Regions from separate parts of the Mus musculus genome. Here region 2 is linked to region 1. Evidence: chromatin contacts called from ENCODE Hi-C or POLR2A ChIA-PET data. All regions are on one chromosome and are shown on one strand. The core of a region is the stretch at or near the end of the contact, and the rest is flanking DNA. Distances in the headings are between cores, read along the strand shown.

Region 1 (3,251 bases), core at 584-3,083:
GAGACAGAGAGGCAGAGAGAAGGGGGGAGATATTCATTATTGGCCCTGGTAAGGAGACTGTAAGATAGCAGCCCTGAAACCTATCTGAGCTGTCTCTATCCACCCTGATTTCCTCTATGCAGCTGATGATCAGGCTCTAAAGCAGCCAGGTCTCTAAAAGGGGACATTCCTACACTGGGAGGCTATGTCTCCCTTTTGCCCTCTTCTAGCAGAGAAAAACCTGTTCAGCCTCTGTCCCATCAGCAAGTATGGGGAAGTGGTATGATCCAGAGCTATGGGGTCTTCAAGAGAGGTGCTCCAGGATGAGTACGGGCCAGGGTAGAGCTGGATTGACTAAATCCACTTCTAACTGAGGAAAGAGAGTCCCCACCACACAGCAACTTAACCAGAAAGACAGCTGTAGTTAGTAGAGAGCTGTAGTTACAGCTTTACCTAGAGAGAGCTACCTTCTTGGAAGACTCTGCTTTCTTAGAGTTGCTCACTCTGCCTTGCCAGAGCTGCAACAATATCTCAATACCAGGATGCCAAATGGTGTTCATTTCAAGTAGCAATACCAACGGATTAGTAGCAACTGCCTTGACTCTGAAAAGCTCCTGGTATCAATTTGTATTGTAGGCGACCCAGAAGTGAGCTCCTGCTCCAGGCATTTACTTTCTTTGTCTTCACCAAGCAACCCTTATTGGGTGAGCACACTGGACTCAGCATAGGTGGGTGAAATATGACCATCTGGGTAGACCCCCTACACACACAAACGCACACACACACACACACCCTGGCCTCCATTAGCACTATCTGTAAGGGGCCTTGGGAAACACCGACAGCCCAGAAGAGTTGCTCATTTCCAGTGCACTCAGGATAAGAGGCTTCTGAGCAAGCACAGGCCAGATTCATTTCCACAGTCTGCACTTCCATCTCCTGTTTATGTTACAGCATCCCCCGTGGGTCCCCTCCACTGCCTTATGTCACTGCAGAGATGTGTTTGGTGTGCTTTACCTAGTAGGGAAATATGTGTTTATCTTTTCAGGCAGTGGATAAAGCTCCTTGATATTTCTCCAAGACTCAAAGCAGGGCAGAGGAAATCGGGACACCAGGGTGTAGTGGGGAAGAGATAAACACATAATTCCCCTTTCCCGGGAAGAGGACGCTTTTCATTGCCCCGGGGAAAGAGCAGTCTCATGCAGCTGTAGGGAGTGCCCAAAGGCTCTGTAAATACAGGCTTCATAGAAGAAAAAAAGCTCTAGTTTTTCTAGAGTCTGCTTTTGCCCTCAAAATCACTGCAACCATCCCCACTTTGTACCAGCCTAGCTGACCTTGTTCGTCCTTGCTGCAGGGGTTATGGGGACAGTGAGAGAGCCCCCAAGGCTGGAAGTCCAACGACTGGGTTCACGCCCTGGTTGCCTAAAGCCTCAATTTTCTATCTGTAAAATGGGATTTATCTTTACACTTGCGGAGTGTAAGATAAATACCATTCTATGCCAATAGAAAGGAATCGACGCTCAATGTCCGGTTAACAGCAGGATACCTGGGAACTTGGGGTGGAGATGGAGACAACGCTGCTGGAATCCGGGAGTGACCGCCTGCCCTGCAAGTTCCAGCTCAGGGCCTACTATCCCCAGAACTCCTCTGAAGATGGCCGGGAGGGGGCAACTCCGAGCCTCCTGCAGCTGCTGCAGCCACAGCATTCCGGGCAGGTGTCAGGGCCTGCTCTGCTAGGGGGCCGACCTGGGCTAAGACTGACAATACCAGGAACCCAACAGCAAGCCGCAATCTCTGCACATCCATCCAATCGGTGCGGGTTGCGGGGCGCGTCTCTCTACCAATGGGAAAATTCGCAGTTGGATGGGGCGGGGCGGAGGCCTCGTCTCCGGCCAGGTCCGCTTTGCGCACGGGCAGCGGGAGGGGTAGGAGGGCTAGCCTGCTTGCTGGCTGCTCCAGTAGGGGAGGAGGAGTGTTCCCCCCCTCACCTCCTCACAAGCACAAGTTGTGGCCCCGGGAGCCACTTTCGGTGCTGGGCGCTGGAGAGGCCGCTCCCCGCGCACCGGGGGACCTGGGGACGCCTGTCTTGGGGGCGGAGGCCGCGCTGCGGAGCCGCCCACGCCGCGCGCCAGGTGAGCTCGGCCGGGTGGGCGGGGTCCGGCTGTGGGCCTGGGGCTGGACACTCGGGCCCCGGCCAGGATTAGGGGTAGGTCCTGGGGGAGCGAGCTGGTATAGTGTCTAGACTGAGATGCGGACTAAGATAGGGACAGGGTCCTGGGCTCGGACTTTAGGTCTGGGTGGGGCTCGGAAGCTGGTTCTTCTGCTCACCCGCGCTCTAGCACACGACGGGTCCCCAGAGACCCGGGTGGTTGGGGGCGGGTCCCTTTGTGCATGACCTCAGGGCTCTGTCCAACCTGGCTACGGCGCCGGCTTCAGCCTCCGGGCTGTTCAGCCTCCGGGATGAACTGGACCCAGCTCCCACAGCTTTGCCCTCCGCGAGCCACTGCAGAGCCTGCAAGCAGGGACCCGACGGCTATGGAAACTTTACCAGGACTCGGGCGGCGAGGCTGGGGAACTTCCCGGGGTGGTACGGCTGTTGGTGAGCGCAGGGTCTTGGCGATGCCAAGGGAATGTCCCTACGCAGCGACGATGCTCCTAAGGCCTCACAAAAGAGAGAGGAGGCGCTGCTGGGAATCCCTTGTCTGGTGTCCCTGCTTGAATCTCCTCCCTAGATACCCCTACATTCCTCAGTGGGACACCAGCCCTGGAGAATATGCAAGTCTGGAGTTGCTCTGCTTCAGGAGGCCTGGATACCATGGCTTTCCCCTTTTAATTTTTAAATAATTAAATGCTACTTATATTCAATATTTAACTATTTGTTTCAGTGTCAGGTATCAGTGTCTAAGGTACTAGGGGACTGTCTCTGAGGATTCAGACATTTAGAAATGATGGAAAAGAAAGAAAATGCTTCTGTTTGTGTTAACTCTTAGGCTAGACTCTTAATGTGGGCTAACAATCCGAAATGCAAAACACATGCTTACTTTTATAAAGCTAAGGGATGGAGCCATACCCAAATTGTCTTTGGGAATATCTTTTCCCTAAGTAGGACCAGCTATGCATTGAGTGCCTGTAATTCCACACTGGGATCCCCAGTCCTTCTACCTCTCTTTTGGTCCAGGACCCGGGTAGTCTATCCAGAGCAAGTGTTGCCTGCTTTGGGGAGTGTCTCAGGATCTTGAGGATATACCAGGATGTTGAAGTTGGTCCCTGTGTTC
Region 2 (3,151 bases), core at 496-2,995, 36 kb after region 1:
GGGACAGTTGCCTTCTGAAGTTCTGTAACTTTGTCCCCTCTGACCCCTACCACCTCAGTGTATTTGTATTCGGGGTCTCACTGTGTTGCCCAGCCTGACCTTGACCTCCTAGCACCACCCTCTCACCCCCCACCCCCACCCCAGTTTTCAACCTGACCTCCTTGAGGGTTGAGTGATTGAGTGACTCTTCCACAGGGGTCACATGTCCGATATCCTATATACCAGATATTTACATTATGATTCATAACAGTAGTCAAATTGCAGTTATGAAGTAGCAATGAAAATAACTTTCTGGTTGGGGTCACCACAACATCAGGAATTGCATTAAAGGGCTGCAGCATTAGGAGGGTTGAGAACCACTGTCCAAGGCTTAAGTGATTCTCCTACCTCAGTTTCTTAGGTAGGTAGGAATGCAGGAATATGCCACTCCATGTGGCTTCCTCCACAGTCTTTTGGAAATGGTTAAGGTACAAAGTAGAGAGGCGCGGGGGCAGGGGGTGCTGGTGGCCTGCACTCTGCCCTGCCTCTGTTGTGCTGAAGGCACTGTGCAGACATGAAGCTCCTGCTGTTGCGTCACCTGAAATGCTTGCTGCATGTGTTGTTCAGTGTGTCACTTTTAAAGAATGACCACACTCTGTAGTATTTTTATTTGTTTGTTTTTGTTTGTAACGTACAGAAATGTTTCGTTCTCACAAAATCCTGCTGGTGCATCTTTATGACGAGAGAGGCCGAGAACAGCTACTTCCTAACCCAGCACCCTTGACCCTCTCCCTCCTGCCAGAGACTGCTCCCGGCCTTGGTGCAGAGTTTTGTGAACCCCACACTCCAGACCTCCTCTGATTTGTCCCCAGTCTGGGCACAGTGCCTGTCCTTTTGAGCTTGGCTAGAAGCCATTCCCAAGGTTCTGGGTACCATCTGACCTCAATGAGGACGACAAGATAAAGATGGAGTTCTCCCAAGGCTTGGCCATCCATATATAGGAAGCATGTTTCCTGTGTGGCAGAGCTGAGGGCATGAGACCAGAGCTGCTCCCAGGATACCCTCCCAGGCGCAGAGGATGGGCCTGGCACTTCTGGGCCTGCATGCAGCTCCTGTCAGGCTACTCCCTTGTGCCCTGTTCTTTTCCTGCTTGAGATGGGCAGAGTGTGGAGTATGGATCAGTAGGAGGTAAAACTGTTCCCAGTGTCTTTCTGGCCTTTGATAGGTGGCTCCTAAGGTCTCAGGCCTGGAGCCAGGCCCCCTCTCACCCCCTACTGACCCTTAAGAAATTCCTCTAATTCCTCGACCCTAATTGACCTCGGCCCTGTAATTTGCTTTTCCGGGCCAGGCCTTTGGCTGTGCTCCTTCAGAGGAGGAATGTCTGGGTCAGCAAGAAGGCAGAAAATGCTGCTTTAGGTTTCAGGGATTGTCAGCCTCCATCCCAGTCCCCTCTGATAGTGCCTGTTGCTCTCTCATAGAACCAGTGAGGGCTTTCTTTGCTGCAGAGTACACAGCCACCAGGCATCCTCTTTCTGTGGTCCCGAGACCTGTATTCTTATACCCATCATTTATACTCCCATCCTCCTGTTCTCCTTCACCCCTGCCTCTTTGCGATTGTGTCTCCCTCTGTAGGCCTGGCTGGCCTTGAACTTTCTACTCAGACCAAGATAGCTAACAGGTCTGCTGCCTCTGCCTCCAGAGTGCTGGGACTGTGCCACACCCAGCTCTCCATTTTCATTCATCCTTCCCTCAGCTCTCTGGCCCGCAGCCATCCTTCGATCTGCCTGTCTCCCATTCAACCATTTGCCTGCCTGTCAGACCGCCCATCTCCAGTGGACCCTGTGTGCCCACACAGCCGTCTTCATTCTCTTGGCACATACCCGTTCTGTCACCCACTCACACCGTACCCCTTCCATCCAGCCTCCTCCTGCCCCATCCTTCTTTCACATCTCAGTAATCTATCCTCTCACTCATCCACCATGCATCTCCCAGTCTGCCCATCCACAATCATTTCTACTCACCACTCTTACTCGTTCACTTAGCACCCACCCATCTGTTACTGCATCAGTCTGTACGACGCTACCATCTCCACTCACCTGCCCATCTCTCCACCACCCACCGGTCCCTCCCATTGCCTCTGTCTTCCTGTCTGATTTACACTTTGTCTAGCCTCCCTTTGTGCCCTGTTGCCCGGATCAGCTACCTTCTGCAGGGTCTCTGCCCTGGGCCTCTTCGTCGCGTCTGAGAGCACAGGAATGAGGCCTCTAACCCTGCCACTGTCACTCACTGCTGTGACTGTGGCTACTCTCATTTTTTTGGTTTTGTTTTTAAATCCTGCCACCCACCCATGTATGTGTGTGCATGTACAAGTTTGTGTGCTTGTGTACAAATGTAAGTGTGCATATGCCACAGTTCACATGTGGAGATCAGAGGACAACTGTGGACATCAGTTCTTGCCTTCCATCTTGTTGGAGACATGGACTCTCTCGTAGTTACTGCTGCATACACCAGGCTAGCTAGTCTTGGAGCTTCCGAAGATTCTCCTGGCTGTCTCCCATCTCCATGTAGAGCATGCTGGGATTACAGACAGTGTGCCACCGTGTCTCGTTTTCACGTGGATTCTTGGGACCAGGATTTAGGTCATGTGCAACAAGTTCTTTACCCGATGAGCCATCTTCCTGTTGTCTTGAGACAGGGTTTCACTGTGCAGTGCTCACTGTCCTTGAACCATGGAAACTGGGCTGGCTTGCCTCAAATTTGTGATAATCCTCCTGCCTCTGCCTCTTAAGCACTGAGAACGCATGCATGTGCCATCAAGCCTGGCAACCGCTGTTCTTTTGCAGTTGAGTTTTTCAAGTTTAATCTCAGTCCTGACTTTCAGCTCCCTCTTCTAGGTTCCTGGGTTCCTCTGGCATTCCTGGTATTCGTCCACACACGGAGGGGAGCCTTTGTTATTCTGTTCCACTGCATATTTTACAAGAATGTGCAGTTGGTTGCTGGACCTGGATGGGATGTTGTATGGAGCTGCTGGGTCTTCCCAGGCTGATAGCAGCCAGTGGAAAGGTCCACAGCATCACGCTTGCCTGGATGTTCCTGAGGTAATCCCAGGGATCCAGCAGATGCATAGTTGGTGTCCACCCCTACTCTAAATCTATAGCTCTGTGCCCCCAAG

The links. Hi-C counts contacts between places; a loop is a spot of excess contacts on that map. ChIA-PET counts read pairs that join two places held with the same protein, here RNA polymerase II (POLR2A).
Region 2: a map of heart shows a loop between it and region 1 (3-fold over the local background). The contact joins the enhancer-like site here to the promoter of Arvcf in region 1. A Hi-C loop is called at or near these places in 14 of 37 maps with a recorded cell type or tissue (CH12.LX, Patski, T-helper 17 cell and 5 more). POLR2A ChIA-PET finds 5 or more read pairs at or near these places in 4 of 5 experiments (Patski and embryonic stem cell).

Annotation. Positions count from the first base shown.
Region 1 is chr16:18,346,349-18,349,599 of GRCm38, forward strand. It overlaps Arvcf (armadillo repeat gene deleted in velocardiofacial syndrome), which reads left to right and starts at 1,834. Exons shown (of 18, transcript NM_001272029.1): 1 at 1,834-2,108. It also overlaps a transcript of Tango2 not described here.
Region 2 is chr16:18,382,689-18,385,839 of GRCm38, forward strand. All of the region lies in intron 2 of Arvcf (armadillo repeat gene deleted in velocardiofacial syndrome), which reads left to right. Among named protein-coding and RNA genes, the nearest start is that of Gm15764, 29 kb to the right of the region's middle. Within about 2 kb of position 1,746, at least 1 of the 3 ENCODE cell types and tissues checked has a DNase peak (open chromatin) inside an H3K27ac peak, as active enhancers do; it is gastrocnemius, where a contact is called at or near this core.